2 separate regions of the Homo sapiens genome follow, and region 1 is linked to region 2. A link is an interaction called in ENCODE POLR2A ChIA-PET data of the cell type or tissue named here. Cell type or tissue: GM12878. All regions are shown on one strand. Links, peaks and the distances in the headings refer to the core of each region. The heading gives the core; the rest is flanking DNA. Region 1 overlaps EBF1 (EBF transcription factor 1). Region 2 overlaps EBF1 (EBF transcription factor 1).

Evidence for each region. ChIA-PET counts read pairs that join two places held together with the same protein. Peaks named below come from ENCODE experiments on the same cell type or tissue, not always from the same donor. Only the 100,000 strongest peaks of a DNase experiment are listed, where the experiment ranks them.
Region 1: POLR2A ChIA-PET joins it to region 2 with 13 read pairs; 3 of 35 experiments call an interaction of 5 or more read pairs at or near these places.

Annotation. Positions count from the first base shown.
Region 1 is chr5:159,003,963-159,018,969 of GRCh38, forward strand. All of the region lies in intron 6 of EBF1 (EBF transcription factor 1), which reads right to left. Among named protein-coding and RNA genes, the nearest start is that of EBF1, 88 kb to the right of the region's middle. In GM12878, for the core only: no CTCF peak of the experiment used is centred there; a DNase peak (open chromatin) is centred at 7,349; H3K4me3 peaks cover 2,183 bases; H3K27ac peaks cover 2,653 bases.
Region 2 is chr5:158,833,861-158,848,867 of GRCh38, forward strand. It overlaps EBF1 (EBF transcription factor 1), which reads right to left. Exons shown (of 16, transcript NM_024007.5): 7 at 6,169-6,250. Among named protein-coding and RNA genes, the nearest start is that of EBF1, 260 kb to the right of the region's middle. In GM12878, for the core only: no CTCF peak of the experiment used is centred there; a DNase peak (open chromatin) is centred at 8,281; H3K27ac peaks cover 1,185 bases.

The DNA.
Region 1 (15,007 bases), core at 4,942-9,941, 170 kb after region 2:
ATCATCATTTGGCTTTAAAATGCTTCTCAGTGGGCTGGGCACAGTGCCTCACAGCTGAAATCCCAGCACATTGGGAGGCCAAGGTGGGCGGATCACTTGAAGTTGGAAGTTTGAGACCAGCCTGGGCAACATGGTGAAACCCCGTCTCTACTAAAAATACAAAAATTAGCCAGGCATGGTGGCAGGTGCCTGTAATCCCAGCTACTTAGGAGGCTGAGGCAGGAGAATCACTTGAACCCAAAGGCAGAGGTTGCAGTGATCCAAGATCACACCACTGCTCTCCCGCCTGGGTGACAAGAGCGAGACTCCATCTCCAAAAAAAAAAAAAAAAACTGCTTCTCAGTGATATCAAATTTGAGGTCTCATTTCCTCCTCACTCTGACTATATTAAGTCAGCAAAGCACATACTATTATGTTCCTTTTACAGATAAGAAAAACAAAGTCCAGGGAGGCTACAGGACTATCTTAAGGTTCAACAGCTCTGACTTACAGGACCTGGGACCAGAATTCGGGTCTTTCCAGAACACTATCATTTTGCTATAAAGTAGCAAACCAAAAAGACAGAGAGGTAGTAGGTAGGTAGGTAGGTAGGTAGGTAGGTAGGTAGATAATCAAAGTCTTTCAGAGTCACTGAGTAGAAAGGTAGTTATTGCTGCCATATTTCAATTTACAACTGCTTAGCTTGTTCTATAATGAATTCCATGTTTCCCTACTAGCTGCCAAGTAGGGAACTGTGCTCTGGAAGTCTCTGCATCCACTGAATGTCACATTATCTCAATAGCTTCAGGTGATAAGATCCTGGATTCTTCATGGTGAAGGAAGGCTAAGAGTCTTGATAAGCTTGAGGTGGAAGTGGCAATGCTGCTTGAAATTTACAGCCAGACTTACCATCATGGGAAACTCTTCCTGTAAGAAGCCAGCCAGCAATATATCTGCCCATACTTCTCAAACAGTCATAGCAACACTCCCAGCATGTCACGGAATAATAAAAACCAGTTGTGAGGAATGGAGAATTTTAGAGAGAGAAAAGTGCCCTTCAACAAACTCTAGGCTTTACACGTTACCATGACCCAAAGACTGCAATAGAAAAGTTCCCATGGCTTAACAGCAAATTTAGATGGACAAGCTTTCTGGAATCTGCCGGGGCTAGACCTTGACATTCATCCAGAACATCCCACAAGGGAGGAAACAACCCACAAGAGCAGTAAATTTCTTAATCAAATCTCAAAAGTGCCCCCAATTAATAACACTACTCACTTTTAGGATTTTAATACCAGAGAATGAAGCTCCACCTACTACTGCTTTGACTACAAGAACTCAACTCACAGTAGTTCACAAAGTATGTGGTCTTCCCCTAAATATTGTCAGTAAGGGAGAGTGTATGCACTTTTGCTTCTTAAAGATGTGTTGAGTTGTGGGCCAATGAGAATATAATGAACCAACACTGATAATGTACATAGAATGAATTTATTCTGTATTCCAAGGGACTCTTCCTATTTTCTCCCCAGCAAATTGAAAATGATATTTGTAACCTGATTTTAAAGCACTCTGAGTGTGCATTTCTCAGAGCTATTAACTGAGTTTGGATAGCGTTTTATATTTCTTTCCTGTACATTTATTATAGGACATCCAGGAGGGGGAAGAAATTAAAGATCATGAAATATCAGAGTTGTACATGCTTTTGTCTTTTCTGCATAAAAAAAACCAGAATATCAACTTTTGAAAGAAGACAAAAAATTATGATGATAGAATGCAGTGGTTCCTTAATCTTTTATGGCAGTGGACCCTTCTGAGAATTTGATAAAAGCCTCTCCCTAGGAAACTGCCTATGACTTAATAAAAAATGTTACAGCAATTTTAGAAGTTTCACTGCCCTACCCCTGAAATCTAGTCTTAAATTGCCTATAGGTTAAGCTATAGGTTAAGAATCCCTGAATTATAATATTCCCAACACCATAAAAAATCAGTTCACCTAATTGACTTTTCCTGTGTACTAACAGAATCATAGCTCATGTTTTGCTATGGCAAATTCAGTGGCTATTTAAATTTTACTGGAATCTAAACTTCCTGACCTCTCTCATCCTCTCTTCTTCCTTGGATGCATTACTCAGTTTATGGATAACGGTATAGAGGAGAATTCAATTAGAAACTCTGTCTAGAAGGCTGTTTTTGCATCTCTGCCACTTAAAACGCAGACCTTCAGAGAGGGGTTTCCCCATCAAGAGAAAACTGCATGTGTTCCCAGGACAATCAAACTGAAAGAGTTACACTTCCAAAAGATAACTGGGGCTGAAAAGGAAGGCCAGCTCTTTGGGGAGCTGGGTGATATCACAAATAATTAAGTGATAATTTCCACTGGAGTATTTAGTGGGGATGACACCATGAGTCCTTCACCCTTATCCCAGAGTGGTGGCCACTCTGTCCATTTTTACAATCTAATTTTACAATAGGTTAACTCTGGAAAGGCTAGATGGTAAAGAGGCTATAGGGGGCATATGAGTGGAACTGACCAATTTGGTCATTAGTGAGTGTGGCACTTTTATTCCTCTCTTAGAGAAGTCAAGAACCATAATCACCAAATCACAAAGCAACGTGGGAATCCGTTTCAGGTAATCCCATCTTTGACACCACCCAGAAATTAGGTTTGTAATTTCACAAACTCATATAACCAATCATAGCCATGTTAAAAAAAAAAAAAAAAAAAAAAAAAAAAAGCCTGGGAATCTCTTGGGTTCTCACTAATGATGAAATTTAAACACAGAATTGATTGGTCAGACCACACTTAATTATACCCAACTATACCCAAAAATACTCAAAACATAAAAAGTTTGGTCCATAAATAAAGCAGGAGAACAACTCCAATTTCTATTCTCTGTTAACAGAAGGTTTCTGTCTAACTTGTTCTTTTCCTTATGAAGCTGTAGAAATGAGTCTGGCTTGAAGAATTCTATTTTTAAAAACTCTTCCTATTTACATATGCTTTACTTCTCAAAAGAATGTCACCTTCCTATTAATGCAACACTTAACAAAGGCAATGTCAGAAATGTACCGTTGGTGGGGGCTTTGTTTCTCATTTGCCATTTTTTGATTGGAATCTGTGATAATTCATGTGTCCTCATTGTGAGACAACTAAAAATTATCATTGTCAATACAGTTTCCTAACAATCCCAGAACCCAGGCAATTAGTTATAAATAAGTCATTGTTGGCAAAATAAAGAATGTCATCTAATGTCTCAGATGAATTAAAGGAACAGCTGGGAAAGGAAAGGAAGAAGCACAGAGAGAGAAAAAAAGGGGACACAGACTTCTTTATGGGGTCCCAGTAAAAGGAAAAACTTTATATGCCTAAATAAAGACACCAAAAAAAATAAACATGCTTGAGAAGTCATTATCCAATACACTTTTAAGCCAAATCCTAAAAACAGCTTTTCTGGAATGCTTTTGGATGACTGTTTATATGTTAAAATCAACATTTAAATTGTGCTACAAAGCTTATTGTGTACTACATAAGCAGTTCTAAGACCTCTAGAACAACATAGCTTTGGGTCTAATCCACTGAAAACACACTCTGTGCACATGAAAATTTGGTTCGCTCTGGTTGGGAAAAAGTGAGGAATGTGCTTGCCTCCAAATTAGAAGAGGGTCAAGAAAGCATTTAAAAAATATATTCCTCCATGAATGACCAAGTAGCCAGGGCCCCTTCGTGCACCTGAGAGATTTGCCAGCCAAGATGCAGATCAATTCCTGAAAGAAGCATTCATACCTTAAATATGCATTTATTCTCTCCCCCTCCACCAAAATGCACAGTTCCAATTTTTTTTTTCAAAAATAGGAGTTCAGAAATGAGGGGTGTTAGAAACACATAAGTTCTATTTGTTTAAACCAAAGTTAAGTATCATGAGATATGAAGGAAAGAAAAATCTTAGCAACCAGATAGATCCCAGTCACCCAACAAATGTTAAAATTGATTTTACAAGTTATTTTCTCCAAATTGGAAAGCAGCTTTCTACCATAGCATACCAAGTGAACAATGATCCATTTAATCATGATGTGGGAGATAGATTTTATTTGCTAGCATGTAAGAGCTGCTTCAGGTTCACTACTCTTCAATACTATTTCACCTAACAGTCTGAACAACTCATCATGGTTCCATGTGTAAGAATAAGAGATTATTTCTATTGAAACAAGTGGTACCAAAAAAAAGTAAAATAAAATGAGATCACTAGAAGTTTAAGAAGTCAAACTTTTGACCCAGGAATTCCATGTCTAGAAATCTATTCTAAGATTGTAATCAGAGCAACAGTTGAAGATTTATATTCAAAGGTGTTCATCACATGATATTTATAACCATGAAAAACTGGAAATAACTAAAATATCCAATAGCGAGGATCTTTTTAAAAATCACACACACACACACTTTAGTTAACAAACAGATGAGGAGACTGATATGAAAGAAAATAAAAGAAAAAGAGAAAATACACCTCAAATGCATTTATCTGGGAGTTGGTGTGAATAAATCATTTTGGTCTCCTTTTTAAACGTTTTCTTTTCTTTTTCTTTTCTTTTTTTTTTTTTTTAAGACAGAGTCTTGCTCTGTTATGAAGGCAGGCTGGACAGCAGTGGCACAATCTGGACTCACTGCAGCCTCAGCCTCCTGGGCTTCAACGATTCTCCCGCCTCAGCCTCCCAAGTAGTTGGGATTCTAGGTATGCACCACCACGCCCGGCTAATTTTTTTGTTGTTGTTGTATTTTTAGTAGAGACAAGGTTTCACCATGTTGACCAGGCTGGTCTCAAACTCCTGACCTGACGTGATTCGCCCACCTTGGCCTCCCAAAGTGCTGGGATTACAGGTGTGAGCCACCGCGCCCAGCCTAAACATTTTCATATTTTCCAAGTCCTCTATAACAAGTAATATTAGCAAAGGGACACTTTAAAAATGTCAAAATGGCTTTTATCAGTTTAAATTCTAATTAACATTATCTCTTTTAGACTCAAGGAATGTAAGATGCTGGAAGTAGGAGGTGATTTTGACCTTGGCCAGGGGGAAGCTCAGCCAGTGGAAAGCTCTCCCAGCCTCATGCTCTCCTCAACTACAGGAGCTCTGCTTTTATTTACTTTAATTATATTTTTAACTTGATGTCAAGCCAAGCCCTTTTTAATTTATGAAGGAGAAAACCCCCCAGAAAAGTTAGAAGTCTTGCCTAAAGTCACACAGCTTGTTAGTTGAAGATCTCATATTAAAACTCAGATGTCTTCATTCAGATAATCCTGTGTCCACTTTGTGGTTCTGTCTGTCCAACAAAGAGCGCATGTTTTCTGTTAATTGTTTTATAGTGTTAAGAGACCCACACAGAACTACCCAAATTGTCTTGCACAGTATTTCCTCCTTCAAAACCTACCCTCAACCTCGTGATTGTGTGGAACTTGACAAAAGAGCCTCGTTTAAGAAATGCCACTAGAAGCCAGTTAACAATAAAATATCACACTTTCTTTACTATGCCAGCCCTGGTCTTAAAGTATCTTTGTAAATGATCATGTCTCCTTAAACTTTAGAGTGAGAATTCATACTATGAATACGAAAAAGATGGCAGACTTACTGAGGACAACTTCCTGTTATCCAGGAGATAACTATTTTAGACATCACACAAAAAACAAGCAAAAAAAATTAGCTGGGCACGGTGGTGCACACCTGTAGTCCCAGCTACTCAGGAGGCTGAGGCAGGAGAGTCCCTTGAGCCAAGGAAGTCCAGGCTGCAGTGAGCTGAGATCTGCACTCCAGCCTGGGCAAGAGAGCAAGACCCCATCTCAAAAAAAAAAAAAAAGCAAAAATAAATTAAAGATGATATAGTACGTGATATTAGCATAGCTGACACTTGTTTTTTCATGCAAAAGAAACGTGGAAAACCTCAAAATTATTTCATTTTATCTCTGCATAATTTGTGGTTAGATTTTGAAAGTGCATCAGAACTTACTCCCTTTGCAATTATGTATGACTTACTCAAAATCTAAAATTCAGGCAATCCTCAAAATATTAACCATTGTACCAAAATACCAAATACAGGCTTGACACTTAAGTACTAAGCTAATGCTGAAATCATATTTGAATGATGATGCCAGGTGAGCATGAAAGTATACAGCCCGAAAGAGTAAAGTCTAATTATTGAAACAAAAGACAGAAGTTATGCTAAGTCATGGGCAAATTTTCAATAAGGTATCTGACCAAAAAAAGTCACGATATCCTCGCAGATGAGATGGAGATGAGTAGGAGGGTGGACAGACACAGACAGAGGAATGTAGTTTGCAGAATTCTGATCTGGATAAATAACCTTACCTACAGAGGTTACCAAAAGCTCTATGGGCAAATGCAAAACCAATTTCTGCTCTTGCAACACCTTCAGTATATTACCTGTCCACTATTTACACAATTGCTTCTTCTGTGTTCTATTGTTCCAAAAATTATTTATCTTTTTGCAAACAAAGAGGAAATGGTCTATGCTAGGTTTAAAACCCCGGAAAATACTCCCCCCCAGAAGCATGACTAGTTTGCATCTTTTGGACAGCTAAGATCAAAGTGATTTAAAATGTTTATTTTTAAAGTAAACCATTTATACTGATCTTTGAAAAAGCTCTTTCGCCCTTTAAGAACTGTATTTGTCTCCACAACTCTTTTAGAGACATACTAAAGTCACACTACATTCAAGATGGCACCATCAGAATTGTCCTGCCTGATTTATCTGACACCATCTCAATGTCAGCTCCACAGGGAGTAGATCCAAAGGAGGGCAGGGAAACGCATAAGGCTGGACCTGTACAGCAAGAGCCTCCATGAGCCCCGTAACGAGATGATGTACGCCACAGGGCTCTTTAATTGAAAAAAGCTGCAAAGAAACAATACCAAGGGGAAATCATAAACAGTGTTTTTTGGGATCACTTAAGAAAGTAACCTTCGTGAATCTCCAACTTCTGTTTACAGAGAAGGAAGTTACAACTTAAAGTCCAGTTCCTTGCAAATTATAGACACACACCATAAAACAGTAGATACAAAATGCCACAAAGACTTTGCGGGGAGGGTGAGCCCTGCTCCCTTTCCTTTTCAAATCTGGAGTGTGATTTGAATTGCATCAGGGTCACCGTATCTGGAGGAGTTTTCCCAGCCGCCTAACTTTATTTCACATCTCAAGCACAACGCTTCTTTTATGAAAACCCAGCTTAAATATTAATGCGTGTTTTCTTAAGGAAGTTGAAGGCAAATCAACTTCCTGGTACCCAGGGTATCTGATTTCTAAAATGGTCTAACACTGATTGTCACAGCTCCGCCAGATGTGAAGGGTGAAGCTCTGTAAAAAACGGAAAGGCCAGCTTTCAGGCTCTCTGCTGTGCAGGTCCCACGCCTCCCTGAGCTGCATCCTCTGAGAGTATATTTTTGTTAGCTGGCTGCCGGAAGCCCTCAACTGCCCGAGTTGTTTTGCGATCCTATAAGGACCTTCCCAGCCCTGCTGTCAGCCCTGAAATTAAGAGTGTGTTTGTGTTGGTAAGTTTGGGGGGCTGGTTAAAATAATAAGTATTTTCATCAACATCGCTGTTTCAGCAGAATGGAAGCGGGTGGGGTACCAGAGCAGGGCTCCAAAGTTTGCTAAAAAGCCTATTTTGAGAAAACCTTTGTTCTAAATACTCTTGTTACCTCCTGCATCAAGAAACAATGTCTTTTGTTAGAACCCCCCCTTCTCTGACTGCTGCGTTTGTTTACTGACATTTTCAATACTGGGCAATACAAAGAGCATTTCCTCATATTAACTCCAAATGTCACAAAGAACAAAATCTGGTTCTAAAGAAGCCTGTCTAACCAGATAAGATGGGTTCTGCTAAGAAAAAATATAATGAAAATAAATCTTGCGCTTTAATGTGGCCCACATAGCCTTTGTGGAGCCTTTTCTTTGACTTTCTTGCTGTGTCATTCGGAAGCCACTTGGCTTTGCATCACTCTAACCAAGAGAGACCTTACTGCAATGACCCTGGTCTCTGCTTAGAAAATGCTGACATGTGGCCGGGTGCAGTGACTCACGCCTGTAATCCCAGCACTTTGGGAGGCCAAGGCAGGCGGATCACAAGGTCCAGAGTTCAAGACCAACCTGGCCAACATGGTGAAACCCCATCTCTACTAAAAATACATAAATTAGCTGGGTGTGGTGGCACGCGCCTGTAATCCCAGCTACTCGGGAGGCTGAGGCAGGAGAATGGCTTGAACCCAGGAGGCGGAGATTGCAGTGAGCTGAGATCGCGCCACTGCATTCTCGCCTGGCAACAGAGACAGACTCTGTCTCAAAAAAAAAAAAGAAAAAAGAAAAGAAAAGAAAAGAAAATGCTGACATGTGATTTGAAGAACATTTGGCTTCCATATTAGTTAAGAGTCTAATCATGGCCACTGCCATGGGCTGAATTGTGTCCCATTCCACTCCAAAATTCATATGTTGAAGTCCTAACCCCCAGTACCTCAGAATGTGACTGTATTTGGAGAGTCTTTTTTTTTTTCTTTTTTTAGACAGGGTCTCACTCTGTCACCCAGGCTGGATGGAGTGCAGTGGTGAGATCTCAGCTCACTGCATCCTCAACCTCCCAGGCTCAAGCAATCCTCTCACTTCAGCCTCCTGAGTAGCTGGGACTACAGGCAAGCCACTATGCTCTGCTAATTTTTGTACTTTTTTTTTGTAGAGTTTTGTAGAGAAAGGGTTTCGCCATGTTGGCCAGGTTGGTCTCAAACTCCTAGCCTCAGGCAATCCTCCCAACTTGGCAACCCAAAGTGCTGGAATTATAAGCATAAGCCACTGCACCCAGCCTTGGAGACAGGGTCTTTAAAGAGGTCATTAAAATTAAATAAGGTCATTGGGGTGGGCCTTAATCCAATATGACTGGTGTCCTTATAAGAGGAAGACATTAAAACACAGACATGCCCAGGGGAAGACCATGCAAAGGCACTGGAAGAAGACGGCGTCTACGAGCCAAGGAAAGAGGCCCTCAGAAGAAACCAACCCTAACAGCACTTTGATCTCAGACCTCTGGCCTCTAGAAGTGTGAGGAAATAGATTTCTGCTGTTTAGGCCACCTGGTCTGTGGTACTTTGTTATGGCAGCCCTGGCAAACCAGTGTGCCCATCATGCAACTGCTAAGCTTTAAATATATATTTATATTAAAGTCCTTTTTGAGCAGCCCTTCTAAGTTACCAGAGGATGATCCATAAGTAATATATGAATTTTCAAATTGGTTTATTCTGCGGATATTTGTGAAGCACCACGGCAAGCACAGGGAACAAGAAGGTCAGCAAAAGCAGACACAGGCCCTGCCCTCAGTGAGCTTACAGACTAAAGGAGGCAGGCATGAATCAAATAGTCTCCTAAGAGGACTCTAGGCATGTCTCTGAAGGACACAGGCCCAGTGTTATAAGAGTGAAAACAAAGAAGCCTGACAACTCAGGAACTCAGAGAGGCTTTCCTGGAAATAGCATCTGAAGGACGAGGAACACTTGAAGAGGCAGAGAGGCAAGGAAGGCACTCCAGGTAGAGGGGTCCAATTGCAGAAGGACCCCAAGGTACAGGGAGCATGAATGAGGCTGGAGGGCCCACAATGCTGTGCCTGAGATCCAGGCTGAGGCTGGTGAGGCAGAAGATCAGACCACTGGAGCCCTGTGGTGGTGCAGTGGAGACTGATCCAGATGGGTTCATCCAGTGGGAAACCAATAAGGACTTTAGCTTAACACCCCCACCCATCCCTATCGGCTGTACTAACACCTTGAGACTGATCCAAACTGAAGGCATAACACTCTCTGTCCCATGCACACCTATCCTTCCAGCTCACACTCCTCCCAAGCAAAGGTGTTCAATTTTAACACCACTTTTCAGCGCTCCAAAGAAGAGTTCCAACTTCTGGCTGAAAAAGTATGCCTCTCTCCTAAGCCAATCTAAAACAGTGGTAACCTGGATAGATATAAATATAGATCCAGATGTGAAATTTCCCAATTAGCCCACTCCTTTAAAGGGTAAGTTCCAAATTATTTTAAATTATAGTTACATCAACATTGGGCTTCCTAAGCACACAACATAAAATTGAGTTCTACAGAGAAAGGAACCATCTGTGAGAGTATCAACAGAAAGAGAAAGAAAGTCAACATTATCTTTTATTATTTCTTCTTCAAACTTTTAAAATTTCATGATCAGTGAATCTTACCACCTCAGCCTGACAGAAAAATAGATATTAAACTAAAGTTACATGGCAGGCAGAAGATTCCAAAGTATTATTTAATAGTGAAAACAGATCACGAAGGAGAAAATATAGAAAGCAAGCATGTTTCTCTAGTGACTATGTTACCATGTCCCCAAAATTAACAGAAATACGGAAGGCTTTGCCATGTTTTAATTAAAAAGAGCTATGTTTTAAATGATGCCAACTATAGGACATTATGCTAAATGCTTTCCAAAGTCTCACTTACTCCTCATGACACCCCTAACTAGAGTTATCCTAACTCCAGGAGTGTTATGAGGCACAAGTGAGAACAAGTAATCATCATTTTCATTTTATAGATGAAAAAGCAAGAGGAATCTAAGTGACTTGCCCAAAGTCACTATGGTGACAAGGTCTATTGCTGACCCCAAATATCTCTTTGCTCTTTCATATGAAGTTATAACATCCTCAATGTTTATTTGAGTACATGGCTGCCCATAATAAAAACTGTATTTCTCAAACTTCCTTAAAGCTAGGTAACCATGTGACCAATTCCTGGCCAATGAGATGAAAGCAGGGTGCTATCTGTAATATGCAAGCCGTATCATTAAGAGGAAGGGTCTGCCCTGCCCCTTTCCTTCCTCCATTCTGCTGCTAGGAATATTGCTGTAATGGCTACAGCTCCATCTTGGAGAACAGGGATGAGACCACCCTCTAGGGATGGCAGAAGAATATGCTAGAGGGAACCTGGCTGGAGGGCTTTGGGGGAAAGAGCTTCCACCTCAGGTCTAGGCTGCTTACTTCCAGGCTTAATTTATGTGAGAGTAATAAACTTCTGCCTTATTTAGGCCACTCTTGTTTTGTTTTGGGTAGGGCCAGAGGCTCCCTCACTTGCAGCCGAATCTAACTATGGCTGATGCAGTCACCTAAAGAAAGGCATGGAACACTGAGCAAATGATTTAATCTCTCTCAATTTTCTAATCCGTGAAAGAGGATGAGTAAAACCTACCTCAGAGTATTGCATGAATTAAATGTAATAGGATGTAACTTTAATATGTAGCACAGTCCCTGGCATATCATAAACCCTCAATGTCAGCTACTGCCACTAAGTTCCTCGCACAACAGAACTCATGGTGAACTCCCACTAAATGGATGAATTTCACTGTATTCCCTGCAACAACCAGGAAGCTCCAACATCCAGCTATACTTAAGGTTGAGGGCCTCATAACTGACACTCTTGGAAGCTGCAGGAACTCAGCTTGGAGCTGATCTTGAAGCAACTTCTAGAGATAAGGTGAGCGTGGCTGAAGTGAAGCCAAATACCTGGAGGACCTGAACCTCAGGCTGGGAAGTTGTCTTGGGCCGGGCTGTTCTCTTCAGGATGCCTGTCTGCTGCCACCTCCATTTCCAAAGAATGCCTCCCCATGCCAGGCCAGACCTCTGCTCCTTAACTTCAGGAACACTGAGACTATTTAAACTTCAGTGGGTTTTCTCCCCATCCCACCAAAGCCCACATGAAGAACACACATTATTCTGTAAGCACTGGGGACAGTGGCTATACGGTCCGCATCTTTGTGTCCAACCACCTGGAGTTGTGCTCTAAGAACTTGTACACATTTAAACGAGTTCCATTTAGCCACAAAGTCGGGTCCTAGACTTAGCCTGAAAAGCAAAAATCACGTGTAGTCAAAACTACCCTTGAAAATCACTTAGATTACCCATAAAACACCACACATGTGGATTTGTGTTTACAGCCTACTAAAATTTGAGCACCACTGAGCTGGACCAAAGAAAGGAACAAAAGGAAAATCCATATGCCCATATCTGGGCACTCTAACTATCCTGTCTTTAAGAAAATTGTTAAATCCTTAGCATGTCTGGAGGTGGGTAGAGACTGTCAAGTGTTCCTCCTTGCCTCTCTTAAGATTAAGCACATAAAACCTCAGTAGAGGTTACTAGATGTGTTTCATGAGGTGAGAATTAAAAGAGGTGATGTCTGTACAAACATTCCATACAGAACCTAGTCCCTAGAAAGTAAAGCAATAACATTTCCTGGACTTGAATCTAGAGCTTGCTTGATGAGATCTACAAACACACTGTGTTCTCTGAAAAGCTGAAGAGAAGAACTTGGCCAGTGGCTTCCCATCTTTCCAAGTTGTTTTTTTCAGCTATGGCCCCTCAGACTGGTTACCACCCTCTTGCCTTTCGGAATTGCTCTCTCATAAATTAAACTTCTTGAGGTGAGGCTTGAAAGACTTGAATCAATTAAAATGTGGGCCTCAATTTAACTCAAAATGTGAGTTAAAATGTGACTCCAATGATAACGATGATAGGAAATTTTAGGTGCTTGCTCTTTTTCATCTAATAGAAAATAAGATTTTAAGCAAAATGACGGCAAACAAAAGAAGTGTGATTCCCAGGAATTTGCCACGCCTTCTGAAGAACCTAGGCACCAAGGACTCCATGCCTATGACTGCAATGCCAGGTGTCAGGGTCATCATTACTGGCACTTGGGTGAGGACAGCTGGGCATACACTGACTAGCCAATCGAAACCTGAGCTCAAAGCGTGAGATCCATCTTTAGCTCTATCCTTGGATCAAAACTGACCCGGCTGGAGGGCCCCCCAAAAGACAGACCTTTCTTGACCTTAGGTTGGTCTAAGAAGGAAGAAAGGACAAGTAGATAAGTTCATGGTCCTTCACCCACAGAAAATCACAAACACACTTTGAGAGATGACCTTAGAGGAAAAACCCAGCTCAAATTCTCTAGAGCAGTGAGTCCACCAGAAATATAATACAAGTCACACATGTAATTCAAAATGTTCTGATTGCCACATTTTAAAAAGAGAAAATAACCAAGTAAAATTAATTTCAGCAATGTTTTATTTAACCCATGATATCCGAAATATTATTTTGACATGTAAGCAATATTAATGATTATTGATGCTTTTCATAATATTCCAACATCAGTGTGTATTTTATATCTAATGCGTATCTCAATCTGTGCTGGCTACTTCTCCAGTGCTCAATAACCACATCTAGCTACCCTGCAGCTATAAAAGAAAGTTGACAAACCAGCAACTCACAGACTAATTTTGTTTTGCTTTCATAGTGATTTAAATTTTTGAAAATTAGTTGCCATCACTTAAAATCTGATTTCACAATAAAATACCTTCTGGCTTCTATCAAAAAATCATATCTGATAACCCTGGGTTCAAATTCTCCAACAGCAACGGAGCAGAGAGAACTGAGAATGAGCCTCAGCTCTTCCCATTAGAAGGCACACTGGCTTCCAGCTTGCCATCTCTCTCAACCCCCATTCCTTCAGTACCTTACATTTCCTGCCTGGACATATCCCAGTAGGTCTAATAAATAGCAAGGTCTCAACCTTGTGGAGATAACATCAAAACTATTGGCTTGTTTAATGTGATAAATTTTGAAAAAGAAATGTATTTATGCATTTGTACTTTATTTGTTTTCCTACCAGTTACCATTTATGTTACCATGAACTCTGAATTTAAATGGGGTCATACACACAAAGAAGAAACAAATCCTTGCTTACTGATTCAGGAAAAGACGGAAATCAGCCTAGGGAAGGAAGCTATGCTATTTACTTTGTTTTTCAAATAACTGAAGACATAAGACTGAGAAGGCTAAGGAGTATTAGGACACCTTGTTATTCAAATGCATCACTGAAAGGACAGTCTCTAAAAATACTAGTGCCTGTATAAACTTCTTTCTCCCTGTGTTGCTTATTTCCCACATGGGGCTAAGCACCCAGTCGGTCTCTCTGCGGCTCCCATTACTCAGAGGCCCATTTCCTGTCTCCCCCGTCCCTGCCCCAGCCTCCTGGGCAAGGAGCCATGGCCCCTCCCAACACCTCCCATCGCTAACCCCACCCCCTCTTCTCTCTCTCCCTCACACTGGACATTTAAGGATCTTTCACCACTTCTCCCCACTAACTGTTTTCTCTCCTTATCAAAATCATCCAAGGACATCTAGATCTAATCCAAGGTCTCAACTGTAGCTTCCAGTCACTCCATCAGCTACCCTATTTGTTCTTTCACATCAAGCCAATAGTAACACTATCAACACACCAACAACAGTGGCTTCAACTATGATGTGGGAGTTAGTGTCTCAAGTCAGGGTATAAGATAAAACTTCAGAAAGTCTAAAAAATCTTTGCAAATCCCTGAAACTACACATAGAGTGCAGTATGCATGCGTTTGCAACCTTGAGCATTAACATCTATATACAAAGGTCTGATCACCAGCCTATTTACATTTTGGGCTCACTAGGAGGCAGATACACAGTGAGTGTATGAAGAACATTATTTAAACTATTCTTAGCATTCTTTTCTCTTTTTTAATTTTTTGTTCCAGCACACATAGTTGAAATCAGAAGGATAATTGCATGCACAGTGAGAATCGACTGTGATGATAATTTTATAACAGCTAACACTGGCTAAGCACTTTATAATGTACTGGGCCCTGAACCAAATGCTTAATAAATATTCTATCATTTAATCCTTACAAAAACTCTATGATGTAAGAATTATTCTTTTTGCCTCCATTTTACAGGAACAGGATTGGAGTGGCCAAGTAATTTGCCCCAAATCACGTAGCTAGTAAGTAACAGCGCTAAGAGTTGAACCCAGGTCTGTCACAGAGTACCCCTTTTCAACAACAAAGCTGAAGTCCACAGCTTCACTCCTCCTGTCTTCTGTCTATAAACTGAAAATATGTCTATAATTGCCATCTACTGAGTCTGAGCATTCACTCACCTCCTCCGCA
Region 2 (15,007 bases), core at 6,257-11,256:
TTAGGGCAAAGACCTTATCTTTCTTATTCATCATGATAGACTCACCACTTAGCACTTCAATAAATATTACTGAATGCACGCATTCCTGCATGTGTGCATAACTATGTCTTCTATTTACATTCATATATAGTTATAGATCTAATATTTATACGTGAATATAGATTTATAGCCAATGGAAAAACTTTATTGAAGAGATAAGATGAATTTGGAAATTTATACTTTACTTCAGTCTCCAGGTATTATGGTATCTATTGCAATGACAGCTTGAACCTGATTCTTGTTCTTCCCTTACCACCCTCATTCTGCCAGTCCCCAAAAGGAAAGCTATTGATAAAAATTTAAATCTTAAGGTTGAATTGTCTGGCTCCTGTCGGTTAAAAATCAGACCGAAGCATGGTTTTAACATAGTCCTTTGACATTAGCATCTTTTTAGTGTCAAGACGAAGAAATAGGATTGTTTAGTCATAAGTGAATTTCTCCCTGTGTCGTGAGCTATTTCCATCCCCAGCTTGCTCCCCTTCTCTTTCCTCCAGCCTTCCTCATACCCACCAGTCCTTAACAAAGCCTGTATCCACTGTTGTATTTAAGCAAATTTCTTACCCTAACTACAGCCTAGGGATTTCAAAAGAAAGCATCCATTGTAAATTAAAAAAAAAAAAACATTGTGCCAGATTTTCTACAAGGTTTATTCCATACTGCCTTAAAGTATGAACACAGCCCAGCTCTGCAGAAAGTGATTAATTTCTTGAAAACACTAAGGTCACACTAATTGACACGACCTGTGTAATTAAGCAATCTCTGTTTACACAGCAGAAGCCCAGCCACTGTGAAGCTGAGTTTGCTTGACAGAATGTCTTTCCATGTCAAGAGATCAACAACCTTTCTTATGTCCTCCTCAGTCACCTACACAGGCCCCTGATTGCTGTTCAGAGGAGACACGCTCCTGCGTTGCTATATGAAGATCAGGCTGGCCGGCAAGCATACAAAGTGAGATGGAGGAAAGCAGCGGCAGTGACCACTGCACAGACCCTGCTTAGTAGGCAAGAGAGGGTGTCTTCAGTCAGATGTGCCAGGACTCAGGTTTTCAATAAAACTGGTAAAAGCCACATTGACATGTAAGGAGGAGACCAGAGTTTTTTTGTGCCAGAAAGACACTCTTTCACTCACCCTCAGAGGCAACAGAGACATAAAAATATTTGAAACCAGCCTCCCAATTAGTGTGCTATGAGAAAAATGCTAAAAAGTATAGGTCTTACTCATAAGCAATCTTCAACCAATATCATTATGACACACACCTCTGTAGCCAGGACAGCTACAGCAAAGACTAATCCTCCCTGTCTTGGTTCGGTCCTAAGACTTGGGAAATTTAGTAGGATTTCTTAGCAGACTACTCTGAGATGTCTTCGGGGTGATTTACTCATGCCCCATCTAGGTGAGGAGCTCTCTTGCCTTGGAGAATTGACCAAACCCTTTACAGGTTAAGTGAAGTTCAGGTTACCTGCTAAATAATAGCTTGTTTTTCTAAAGTCCCTGCAAGTAAAAATTGATCAACACTGTAGCTGTACTCTGGAAAAATGTTCATGTTTCCTCACTTCCACACAACTCTACCCTCTGCATGATGAACTTTGATTGTGTGTCAATGTTCTTCATGCAGATGGCACCTTTAGGCTCTGCTAGGACAAATATCTCTTTTGAAGACCCCTCTCAGGCTTTCCTGGGATTCCAGCACATATTTGTGGGGGGTCATTAGGGCTCTCAGATGTTACGAGATCTCTTTATAGCCTCACTAAATATCTGCTCACAGACTATGGACAATTTTTTTTTGTTGTTGTTCCAAAACATCAGAAAATATCTGAGTCAGACTGCTTGGATTATACCACTGCCTTACCATTTAGTTGATGTGTGACTTTGGGTAAATTGCTTAACTGTTCTAAAATGTTTCCTCATTTTAAAAATGGGAATAATCCACATTTCCATATTCTTAATAAGGGTATTTTGAAGATAAACATGATAACTCATGTAAAATACTTTGCACAATGTCTCTCACTAAAGAAGCACCAAATAAATGTTAGCTTTATCATCATCATCGCTACCAATATCGATAGAAGCACATAAAGGTAAACACATGGACACATGCATTTATACACGTGAACATGGAACATGCTGAATATAGACACAGTTATCTTCCCAGCATTTAATGCAGTTAGGAATGAACCAAGACAGAGAACCTAAGAAGCTTGGGGTGGAGGCAAAACGAACAAACAGAAAAACACCTGAGGATGACAGTGAGTTCAGTTTGGGGCTGACTGAGTTGAAGTTCCTGGAAATATCCAGCAGACATCTGGACAGTTAGATCTAAACCTGGGTGTCAGGTCTCAGAGATTCTGATACCAGAGTTCTCAGTGCATAAATAGTGGTTAAGATGCTGTGACTGGAGAAGATACTGGAGAGAGCCTATAAAATGGGGAAAGATCTGGACTTCAGAAGGAGACCTGGAAAAAAACAATATTTACAGAAGACAAACAAACAGCATCCCTTGTAGGGAGTTCAGAATGAGTGACTGTTGTTATATAATTCAAGAAAAAAAAATGGATTCAAAAAGGGTGTAATGTCTGCCAGCATGAAATAATACAGAGAGAGGTAGGAGTAAATAGTCATGAAAGAGAAAAAGACTGAAGAAGAAAAAATAAAAGGTTGGGTTAGAGAGATTTGAGGTTTTGCTTTAACTCTCGAGGCAATTCATCCATCCTCTAATTACACAAATATCCATGCACCTGCATGCATGAAACCCAATGTTGGTTGTATGAAAATAATAAAGAAATGTATTAATGTACAGGGATAAAAAATAAAATGTGACAGTGTTCATTCTGCCATGGGTTCCTCCATCCTCTTCTAGGCAGCAAAGAGTGGGTGATGGGAACAAAGCAGGTTAAACCTGAGACCCAATAAGGAATTTGTCATTGTTAATAAAGGAAGACACGGCTCATCCTTAACTCAAAAACTGACTCTATGGTGGCCAAGGTAGCTGCCCCTATTGATCTATTTTAGGACCCATTTGAGAATCACAGGCAAGAGCATTGTCAGTGTCAGAGTTCAGATAAATCATATTTATTTGAAAGACAGTATGGACTTTGTGCTGGGCAGCTCTCACACTTAATCAAAGTGTGCAATTTTTGGGACAGTGGCACTGTCACCAGTAAGAGCTTGTCAGCGGTTATCAGATATAGGACTAATCAGTAGTTCTCAGTCAGGGGCCATTTTGCCTCTCCTCTCTCCACCAGGGGACATTTGATAATGTCTGCAGACATTTTTGGGTGTCATGATTGGGAGGTAGATGTTCTCTACTAGCATCTGGAGGGTAGAGGCCAGTGACACTGCTAAACATCCTACAATGCATGGGGGCACCCCCCATGATTGACCCTAAAAAGGATTATCCAGTCTAAAATGTTAACTGTGCCCAGGTTGAGAAACCCTAGACTGAACTCATGATCCATCTTCAGTTTGTCACATGGATTTTCTCCAAAGGCTTGCATTTGTATTTTATCACTTACAAATTAGCTATACATGCAAAATATTGCTTTCTTTCATATGTAGTGATATAAGCAGAAGTGTCAATTTTCCTCCATTTTACAGTTGAGGAAACTGAAGCTCCAAAGGATTATAAGACTTTCCAGATATCTATGTTGTGCCTCCTCATCTCAGCAGCCTTTCTACTAAACAAAGAATAACTATTTTGTTTGCAAAATAGAAGCTTTGTAGATGTTCTCAAAAATAATAGACTAAATTGGTTTCTCATCTTGTATAACAGGTATATTTCTATAATTCAACCTTTTCAGACATTTTACTAGTAGGTTCCACAAAGAAAAGAGAGCCCCTGGAAGTTCTACACGGATGCTCTTTTAGGTTCCCAGTGTCATCAAAGTCCATCCCAAACTCTGCTGCCCTAAGAGGTACAGCAGAGTTAATCCTGGTATACATTAGGCATTAGACATGTTTATTAGACATACACTGTTTCACGCCCAGCTATACTTTGCTCCTAACTCAAGCTTTGGTCAAAAGAAATATAAGGTTCATGTCAAGACCAAAGCAAGCTACAAAACAGTTTATTCCAAAATTCAGCCTCATGTTGCAAGACCCTAAGCAACACACACTTAGTAGCACCACATGTGTGGTTTTGCCAGCTTAATTGCAAAGTTGACTCAAACATAACACAAAAAATCCTCTATGGGAATGAGAACACCAAGTTTGAAGTCAGATGACCGGAGGAAACATTTTGCAAGAAACTAGAAACCTCCCCATTCCTGGCCAGGCGCAGTGGCTCACGCCTGTAATTCCAGCACTTTGGGAGGCCGAGACAAGCAGATCACAAGGTCAGGAGATCAAGACCATCCTGGCTAACACAGTGAAACCCTGTCTCCACTAAAAATACAAAAAAATTAGCCGGGCATGGTGGTGGGTGCCTGTAGTCCCAGCTACTCCAGAGGCTGAGGCAGGAGAATGGCATGAACCCGGGAGGCAGAGCTTGCAGTGAGCCAAGATTGTGCCACTGCACTCCAGCCTGGGCAACAGAGCAAGACTCCATCTCAAAAAAAAAAAAAAAACGAAAGAAAAGAAAAAAAGAAACATCCCCATTCCTGTGTGTCAAGCCAAAAGGTGGTGAAGCCAAGATGATTTTAGAGAAATACCTCAGAATCTCAGGAGAGATTACTTTTTTCTACCGCATTTGTTCTTTAATAAGACTAATAAGTCTCACCTCCTTAAAAGAAATCATCTTGGAGACTAAGAGATATTGACATCTCCAATCAATGCTCAAGATCATCTTTCCTTTTTCCCATCAGAGAATGAAGGTGCAGCTAAAATTTTTCAAGATTCTCTCAGAGATCATACATTTCAATCTACACTTAAAGCTGACTAAATATACTTAAGAGCATACTTTAAACACCATGCTGTTTCCTTGATGGACCATATGAGCATACATAAATGGATCGTTGCTCTGACAGGGAAACTAACATTGACCATACAAATAACTTAGCCATTCGGTGGAGAGCAGCACAAGGGTCTAAAACTTTGCAACTCAAAGTGTGGGCGGTGGCCTTGGCATCATACAGGAGCTTGTTAGGAATGCAGAATTCCAGTCCCACCCCAGACCTCTATTAACATTTTAATAAGATCCTCAGGGGATTTTCAGCACTTTTAAGTCAGAGAAGCACCACGTCTAGACTCAACAACCTTTTCTAAAATCCAAGTACCATTTTGTGTCTTAGAAGTAAATGAATTTGTTTGTGAGTCCTCTTCCTTTAGTAAATGTATAATTAAGGACATTTCTGAAACAGAATTGTTATCCATATCATTTTAGAGATGTTATGCTTCTTAACAGGGCCATTTATAATAGGCAGCTACCACTAACAATTTCCAAAATTGGAAGAGGTGAGCAGAGAGAAGCAAAGGAAGAGAAAGCCATTACTGTAAAGCAGAGCAGTTTTACCAGTTGTACTCTTTACTGTTTTTTGTTTGTTTGTTTGTTTTTGTTTTGTTTTGGTGGGGGGTATAGGATCTTACTCCGTTATCCAGGCTGGAGTGCAGTGGCATGACCTCAGCTGCAACCTCCAACTCCCGGGTTCAAGTGATCTTCCTACCTTAGCCTCCCGAGTAGCTGGGACAACAGGCAAATTCACCACATCCAGCTAATTTTTGTATTTTTCTGTAGGGTTGAAGTTTTACCATGTTGGCCAGGCTGGTCTTGAACTCTTAAACTCAAACAATCTGCCTACCTTAGCCTCCCAAAGTGCTGGGATTACAGGCATGAGCCACTGCGCTCAGCCTCTTTACTCTTATTTACTGGTTTTCTACATACAAAATTTTAGACAAAGGATTCATCATTTCTATGTACTTTACTTAATCTGTGGGGGTTTAGGCAAGTGAGTCCACTCAGGCAGCCAAAACTAGACTCAAAGAACACCATTGTTTCCACCAGTGAGCACAGGTGGTACAGTTCCCACTCTTCTCTAATCTAAACAACTGCTAGATTGCAGATACCTGGGGGACCAAGGGCCTCAGCTGCTCTTCACCTCTGGGAAAAAAAGCTACGTATCTTCTGCCTAAGACTTTTTTATCCTCTCCTGATATTCATGCCATTATTGAGATTCAAGAAAGATAAGTCAGACCCACCTGGAATCTCCGCATGTCACGTGGGTTTCCCGCATTCTTTAGGCAATTTTGGTTACATTTGAGGAAAAATTTCAAGAAGAACCTGTGAAGAAACAAATCATCATGGTTAGCATTTCGGTTTCTGACACGGGAGGGAAAAAAGAGGTAAGTCACCCCTGGGTTGTGCATTCGATTCTCTTTACATGTTTTCTGAAATATTCAGCATGGTGTTAGAGCCAATATTTCATTTGTGGCTTTAGCCTTTGTTTTGTTTCCACGCTGGACCTTCCTTATGACACAAACACTGTTGGCACTGCCAACAGATCTCACAGAAGAATTAAGCCCCAAGGAAGTATTTTCACTCATACAGAGGGAAAGCTTTCATCATAATTTAAGTTAGGTTCCAATTGGATATAATTGTCTGAGAATTACTCATGGTCCCCAACGACAACATGCAGTTTAAGCCCTATAAACTCACAGATGATGAACTGGCAAATACATGCTGGATGAATACAAGGATTTGGTAACCACTTTTTATCTTAGCCTCTCAAGTAAAATGTTTTAATTAGTACTACCCATGAGAAATAAGTAAAATTCACAAACTAACTAAACTCCTTTGACTTCTCAAATACCTCCTGTTTTTTTTTTTTTTTTTTTTTTTTTTTGTTTTTTTTTTTTTTTTGAGACGGAGTCTCGCTCTGTCGCCCAGGCTGGAGTGCAGTGGCGGGATCTCGGCTCACTGCAAGCTCCGCCTCCCGGGTTCACGCCATTCTCCTGCCTCAGCCTCCCAAGTAGCTGGGACTACAGGCGCCCGCCACTACGCCCGGCTAATTTTTTGTATTTTTAGTAGAGACGGGGTTTCACCGTTTTAGCCGGGATGGTCTCGATCTCCTGACCTCGTGATCCGCCCGCCTCGGCCTCCCAAAGTGCTGGGATTACAGGCGTGAGCCACCGCGCCAGGCCCTCCTGTTTTTCTTAAACTGTCTGCTGTAGACAAGAGCTAGCTGTGATTGAATAAAGATTTTCCTGCCTCACTGCCACCTTGGTTTCTGAATTGGTTCTGTAGTGAGATTCATGGGTTTTACTTGCTAAGGTGACCAAAGGTCCCAATTTGCCAAGAAAAATCCCAGTTTATACCAGCTGTACTGGTGTATATATTAATAGTACCTACTTTAACTCTCAAAAATGTCTTGGTATGGGTGATAAATTATATGGTCACCCTATAACTTTCTGAGTTATTTCTTATGTAACCATCACAGTTGTTAAAGTCTATCATGGAAAAGCAGCAGCTACTAAAAGTGTCATATTGGGGCATTCATGTCTACCACCTGTAATTAAACCTTCTACCTGCCCAGGTTTGGGAAAAGAAGTATTTCCAAAGATACCTAAGTTTTGCAATCTCTTTTACTACTAGGCCTAGATGTGATGTGCCTGTGGATTTCAGGCCGAAATGTTTCCTAAAAATATCAAAATGCATTAAAATGCTGGTCAACTGAATTCTTGTTGTAATTCAATTCTCTTCCCCTTTCTTCCACTTCAAGTCCACACTGGAGTAAAATCCCCATCTCAACACAAATAGATTATGAAGAACTATCACCCTATGATGCCTCAGTCTGAATTTGGCTCTGACTGCAATGTCTGTCAATCATGTAACACTGGGATCCTCTATAACAACAGCACTGCACGAAGACATACAGAGTTCAGCCAATTTCTGAATATGAAACTGAGAGAAGTCCCAGATGAATCCCTCTGCTCCTTGGTCTCTTAGAATCTGCCAAGATGGGAGTATGTTGTGGGAATCATTCTTTAGAGACAAACAATGGCCTTTTCAACCAAAAGAGTAACATTTAAAAATGCAAACATCGTCCTAAAATGACTGTTTAACACCACACAACATTTGACTGCCCATCAATGAAAGCAGGCCTCTAAATAATCACTTGCCGCTACTTCCAGATTCTCTCCACAGAAGCCAAAGTTGATCAACCTTTCGTCCAAGACAAATGGCTTACAGAACACCACTGAAGCCCAGCTGTGTGAAACAAAATCTGATTTTGAGCTCTCCTTTTCCGGTACCAAGACCCACACTGTCCTTGCACAGGACAATCAGCCAGTCATTGACTCTTGCCCACTTTCAATATGACAGATTTGGTAAAGGAAGGGGGGTTAAGGGAGTGGCCCAAATCCTAAGTGCCTTTGCACTGTCTTGTTGGTCTGAGCTCCCAGAAGGCAAGTGCTGGGTAGCCCTGCTGATCACACATGGCTTTCAGAAACCATTTAATACAGTGGAGCTGACTGTTGTGATCCTTGAATCTTGCTAGGGTTCAATCCTATATCCATAGACACTGAAGACATGAAAACTGGCTGCTGCTTTCAAGAACAGTCAGTTAGAAGGGCATATTTCAAAGCTACTTCAAGCCCCAGGAGAGGGCTGATTATCACTAAACTGACAACAAGAGTGGGTGTGATATGGTGAAAGGCCACAGCCATTAGAAACACCCAGAATAATGAGATTCATATCCTGACTCTGACAGGTACTACCTGTGTGACTTTGGATAAGGAGCTGAACTTCTCTGCACCACACTTTCCTTATCTATAAACTGGTGCAATAACAGGCCTTACTGTATAGGGAAACTGTGAAAATTGCGATAAGGCAGAGTAACAGATACATGGTAGGTATGCTGATGGTGGCAGTCATCATAAGAATGGCTTCCGTGTATTGGGTGCTTACCTTGTGCTCAGTTCACTGCTAAGAACAAATCTGTTTTCTCATACAATCCTCCTAAGTAACCTCTGCTATTAATCCCATTTTATAGATGAGAAAACTGAGATTCAGAGAAGTGAAATAACTTGTCCAAAGCTAGGAAGTGTGAATCTAGAACTCAAATTCAGACAGTGTAGCTCCAGAGACTGTACTCTTAACCACCATGATGTAGTAGTTTTAGTAATGACAGAAGTAGTGCAGTAATGATGTTAATACTAATTGTACTATTGATAGCAATCGTACTGTAACAGCAATTTTGCTAATAAGAGTAAATAAGATTAATCGAACTACTAAGAATAATTATTAGTATCATGATTTCCACAACAGCAACATGAACATTATGGAGGTAGACGTCATTGCCATTCTCCCTTAAGAGGGCCCCCTGCTTGCTTCCCCAGGGTTGGTAATATTTGCTGCCCATGTGTGTTTAAGCCATTTGAGCCCAGACAAGACAGCCAGATTCAGGTTGTGCTAGAAGGAGCTGTCAGCACACCCTCTGGCTTCTTCAAGTCAGACAACTGCTAGCCACCATGAGGGGGTCCATCTGGTGCCAAAATGAATTTTGAAAGACAGGCAAACAGGACACCAGCTATGCCAGGGAGAAACAGAATCAAGGGAGCAGAGGATCTTCTGCCTCAAAGATGAGCTGGGGCAGGGCGCCTGTCAGCAGCCCATCGTTAGCACAAAAGCTATGCCGGGCACACACCAGATCCCTGTTACCCTAAGCTGGCCTGTCACTTGGCATGCTGGCAGAGTCCCCCGCCTGCCCCCTCAACAGTGGATCACTTGCTGAAATTGAAAGCTTGACCATCTGTCGTGGGGAAGACACGGCCATCAACTGGTGCCTGAGGCCTCACACAAGCCCTTATGTGGAAAAGACGCTCTGAAGGGCCAGTTCTTTTGGGGAAAGCCAGCCCTACCCCAGAGGGAGCCTCAGAAATTCTTTCAAAGTTTTCCCCTAAGTAAAAGCCAAGTGCCTGACCCTTTCGGATTACAGTTCCTTAAAGGAACTGAGAGGAGTTAGAAGGAGGAGTTAAAAATATCCCCACTGAGAGACAGACATGGCACACGAATTTGGGGGATGACTTATCAGGCTAAGTTTATAAGGCCTTTGTAAACCGGGGGACATGTGCACGTCTGCTGGCCTACGGAGAAGATCTCAGATTCCGAGGGGGCTTTTAACAAAGCAGAGGTTATTGTAACTCAAAACCTCACTTTTGTCTAATGAATTGCTGCATTTTGTGAGGCGGGTGTGTTTGATAAAGTGTTGTCAGGAGAAAAAGTGTGGCAGCCTTACCCCAACTGTGGGAAACTGACCCACAGCAGGACAAAGCCCCTATTGACCCTGTAGAGTTCCAAGGAGTTCCATAAACTCCAGGAAACAGCCTGACCAGGATCAAACTCCTTTTTAACTCAAGCCTTTTTTTTTTTTTTTTTTGAGGGGGAAGGAAGGAGGTAACGAGAAACTCGACATCTTTCTGTTAACTTTCAGTACAAATAATATCATCTTGTGTTCATGTAATGCGTTAATTATTCAGAGCACTTATATTCCCAATATCTCACTAAATCCTCACGGAATTTCTATAAATTAGGTGCACCAGGAATTATCAAAGCCATTTGAAAGGCAAGAAAAACAAAGACAACAAAATTAAGGGATTTATCTACAGTCAACAACCAATCTCGTAAATTGACCGAAAGGACTAGTCATGGTATGTGTTTTCCATGAACTCTAGGATTTTATAAGTGATCTTAATCATCACTTAGTCTAACCTCCTCATTTTGCCTATGAGAAAAATTAGGCATCAGAAGACATGACAATATTCACATAGTTAGTAATGAATATCAGAGCTGGAACTATAATCCATATGTCCTGATGTCTAGTTATATAATTTTCCCAACATAATATTAGCTTCTCAAGCCAATCCTGTAAGAGCTGAATGCCTGCGCTCTTAAACTGTTTAGTCTACTACCTCAAATGGGAAAGTGACAGTCATAAAACCAAAAGGTGACATCCTATTAAAAGTTTTATTTGGGTTCATCAATCAGGCCAGTGTAGGACATTAGCCCATCACGGAACTAACTGAACCCAATACAAACATTTGTAGAACAAAATTGCTTGTTCAATGACATACCTGTATCACCTTTTACCAACCAACAGATATTAGTATCTAGTTTGAGTAGCTTTCATGTGACCAGCACGGTACTCAAGACCAAAAGGCACTTCTGGACTCCCCCAAAAGGAAAATTAATTCAATTAGTCAGCAGGATCTGACTCACCTACATAAGGATATAAAATTTTTAAAAAATCATCCCTGCATGCATAGTGCCCGGCGTAAGACCTAGAACCCAGTGGTTTTTCAGTAAATACTTGCTCAACTAAATGGAGTCTAGGGTCTGCAAGGGATAGAAATAAGGGTGTTTTTACAGTAAAGACAGCAGTAGAATATACTGGGCAAGAGCTTGCATTGGAGCTAAGAGAAGCCTGAGTGAATTTCAACAATTCCTGAACCTCAGTGGCCTCATTAAAACATGAGAATAATAGTACCTCTCTCCTAGGATCACTGTGCAGCTTTCACCGTAATTTTAGCTTTACTCCTTAATTAATTGGGTGACTTTAGATAAATTATTTAACCTCTCTGTGCCTCAATTTTCTCATCTGTAAGATGGGAGGAACATCGGAACCTACTTTAAAGAGTTAAGAGAATTAAATGAGTTAACATATGTGGAGTGTTGAAATAGTACCTGCCATAGAGGAAGTGATAATTATTTTCTTCATCATTTATCCCTGGCAACTGCTCACTGCCTAGCACTCAGAGATGTTGAGATTTTCAGATACAAAAAGTATTCTTCACTCTTTAAATGTTAAGGTCAAGAAAAGAAGCAAAGACCTATGTACCCAATGAGAACTATAGGTTTCATTGAATGACCTACAAAAAGAAAAAAAAAAAAAAGAAGAAGAAATAACCACCAAAGAAAGATAATAATGACTACAGCAGCTTTACCCAAAGGCTAAGACACATAAAGGAAAGGGGTAGTGCCTTAAATCGTGGAGAACTCCAGCCAGTCAGAACTGAAGGGCACACACAGTAAAACTGCCCATTAGGCAACAGCTTGTACATCATTAATTATTATGTAAAGCATTGCAATCAATCTGGGCTGAGCAGGTTGAGTTTTTACCTCCCCCAACCCAAATTCTGAAAAATCACGTTTGGATTTTTGCAGCTGCTCTCATAATGTCCATGCTAGACAGGAAATGCATCAAGGCACACCTAAACTGAGACACAAAACCTACATTTGCAATCTTAAGGCTCCTCGAAAGTTCCTCTTGACTTATGCCTGCAGATGGTTATGTGGCAGATGATCCTTCCCGCAGATATTCAGGACACGGAGACTTGCTCTGGCCCAATGCAGGAAACAGCTGTGTGGAAACAACTGTGGGTTCCCTTCTGTGTGAAGTTCAAGCTGCTCCCACCCCACACACACTGGAGGGTAAACAGCAAAATGCCTCATGATTAAAAGGACCTCTTTGGAAAAGTTGTTTCCATAGACGGCACCATCACCTTTGCTTTGAAAAAGAAATGCAGAACCTCCTGCCTCCATGTCCAAGCCTACTGCCCAGAAATAGCCAAGGAAGTCTTTCTAAGAGTCTAAGGATTATCTCCCAAATTGAAAATATTGAACCAAAAAGCACCTATCCCTACCCAGCCCACCTGAGCTGCCAGGGGCTTTATCCGAAGGTCATCACTACCTCCTGGTAGCCTTCAAAGACACAGAGCTCTGAGAAGAGGTAAACAAGAGTCTCAAGGCCCTGAAAAATGGATCTCCCTTGCAACAGAGCAGGCCAAAACAGTGAGAAGGAGAAAACTCTATTTTCAATGTCAAAGAAAGCGTTTTGGTTCCTAGCACACAGAAGTAGTTGTAGAGTACAGTTCATCCATGTGAAAATCTGATACCCATAAGGCTGCCAAAATCCCAGGATGCCACAAGGGCAGGCTGAGGAGGCTGAACCCATGTAAGGGTAAAGGTTGCTCACTGCCGGGCTGACTTCCTCTCCTTTTCTGATATTAACATGCATTCCTGAGAGAGACCCTCTTTGACTTAAGCACCAATCATTCTGTTTGAGAGGTGGGGTGGGCAGAAAGGGGAGGAATAAGATCCTGGAGGGAATTCTGCACAGATGAAGCAAATTCTCTCCTCTCTCCCTGCAGTGGAGGGTGGAATGGTACCGAGTTGTGGCACTATCTTGGGGATCCCAGGGGGAGAGCATGTGGCTGCCCCTATTCTTGGCCACTGATTTCAAGAAGTTTACCTTTTCCACTGGCCAAGGTCCTTTAGATCTTGGGCATTTCTGGAAAGTGTTCTCAGCCTGAAGGGATGAACATGATCAACCTGAAAAGCATTCATTACCTCAGAGCTCAGAGTATGCCCTTGAGGGAAGGGCATCATTAGTGGCAAGAATTTAAAAAAACAAAATGGTTTTGTCATAGCACAGCAGCCAATGAAAGAATTTAAAAATAGTTTTAAGGAAAAGGACGCACTCCACGTAGGTCTCCTCATACTAGAAGTCAAATCTGAAAGGCAGGAAAAAGTCTTGAGACAGTGAATAGGTAGAGGACAGGACAACTAACCAGTTGCCAATGGGGAAAGAAAAAATTACAATTTCTTAGAAATGACACAGAGAAGGGAGGTTAGAGCAAGGGGGCTGTAGCTTAACACTGACTTCTGGCTATCTGGCCCAACTTACTCCCCTAGCAATGTCTGACTGGAAATTTAAGAGAGAAAGAATTCTAAGTTCATGTGTGGTAGAGAAGATGTTTATCCTCACGGATGTTCTTTTACACAGATTACTCAAATGCCAAGTGTTTCTTGCCAAAACATATTAAGGTGCAAACTCTGGCCCTGGGCGAATATTTGAAGTCATCCTAATGATTTGAAATGTGGCAGAAATGAGGCAGATCACAAAACCAAGTGTCCGTCTGTCCTTCTTGGAACTGGGGACAGACTGAGGACACATTTGTTTTAAACTGTTTCCATTACAAGGAACCAAATTTCTACTGGGAATCATGGCCACAGAGTTCCTGCAGACCAAGGGACAGGTTTTGAGCAAAGGTATCAGGACTTGCACTTCTGGATTACTGGTGTAAATCTTTCCCCAGGCTGAAAAGGATGCACAGGCAGGTGGCAACTTTGCTTCAGTAACAGCGACCCACCCCACAAAGCCAAGCATAAAAAATGAGGCAGAAGGAGCCTCAGCTCCTCAACTTAGCAGTTACTACAGCAAACACAAGCACTGCACCATGTGTAAGGCCGTGTCCTGAGTGCTTTGCATGTATCAGTTTACTCTGTACAACAGTCCTATGAGATTCTACTTCTTTTCTCATTTTACAGATAATGCTACCAAGAGGTAAGGTAATTTGCCCAAGGTTTCCCATCTAGTAACAAGTGGAGCTGAGATTTGAACATAGGCAGTTTGACTCCAAAGCCCACATCCATTAAACTATATTCTTTACATGTTATATATATATCGTGGGATCATTGACCATTCTGGTTATATTCTTATTATCATCACCAGATTCATTCAAAATTACAACTGAAGCCAGCATAATCATTTCACTAGAAATGCCAACACTTTCACTAGATTATAGCCAATTATAAATTTTAATATTTTTTGAGTTTGCTCCCAACCACTCTCACCCTATTTGTGATCCCTCAAATGCATTTTAACCATAATGAAAGACCAGTGGGTGATCTGGTAACAGAACCAACCCAAATATGGAGAACAGTGGCCAAAACAAAACCAATGTAATCTGGGTCTCTTGGGAAGTGTCAATGAACATCACCATAAGGATTAAATTATACTATATGTAATTATGATAGTCACCAGTCACTACTTTTGTGTGTGTTTCATGCAGACAGAAAGCCAGGGGTTGAAAATGAAAGGCTGTTAATATCTCCTTGTTCAGTACATATGTGTTTAGCATTTTAAAGCAGATTCATTTAGAATCTCACGTTAGAATTTCACTTTTCCCTTCTAAGGACTCAGAGGGTTTCGATATTAACTTCCCCTGTGGAGGTGACAGATGTCAGAGAGAGATCAAG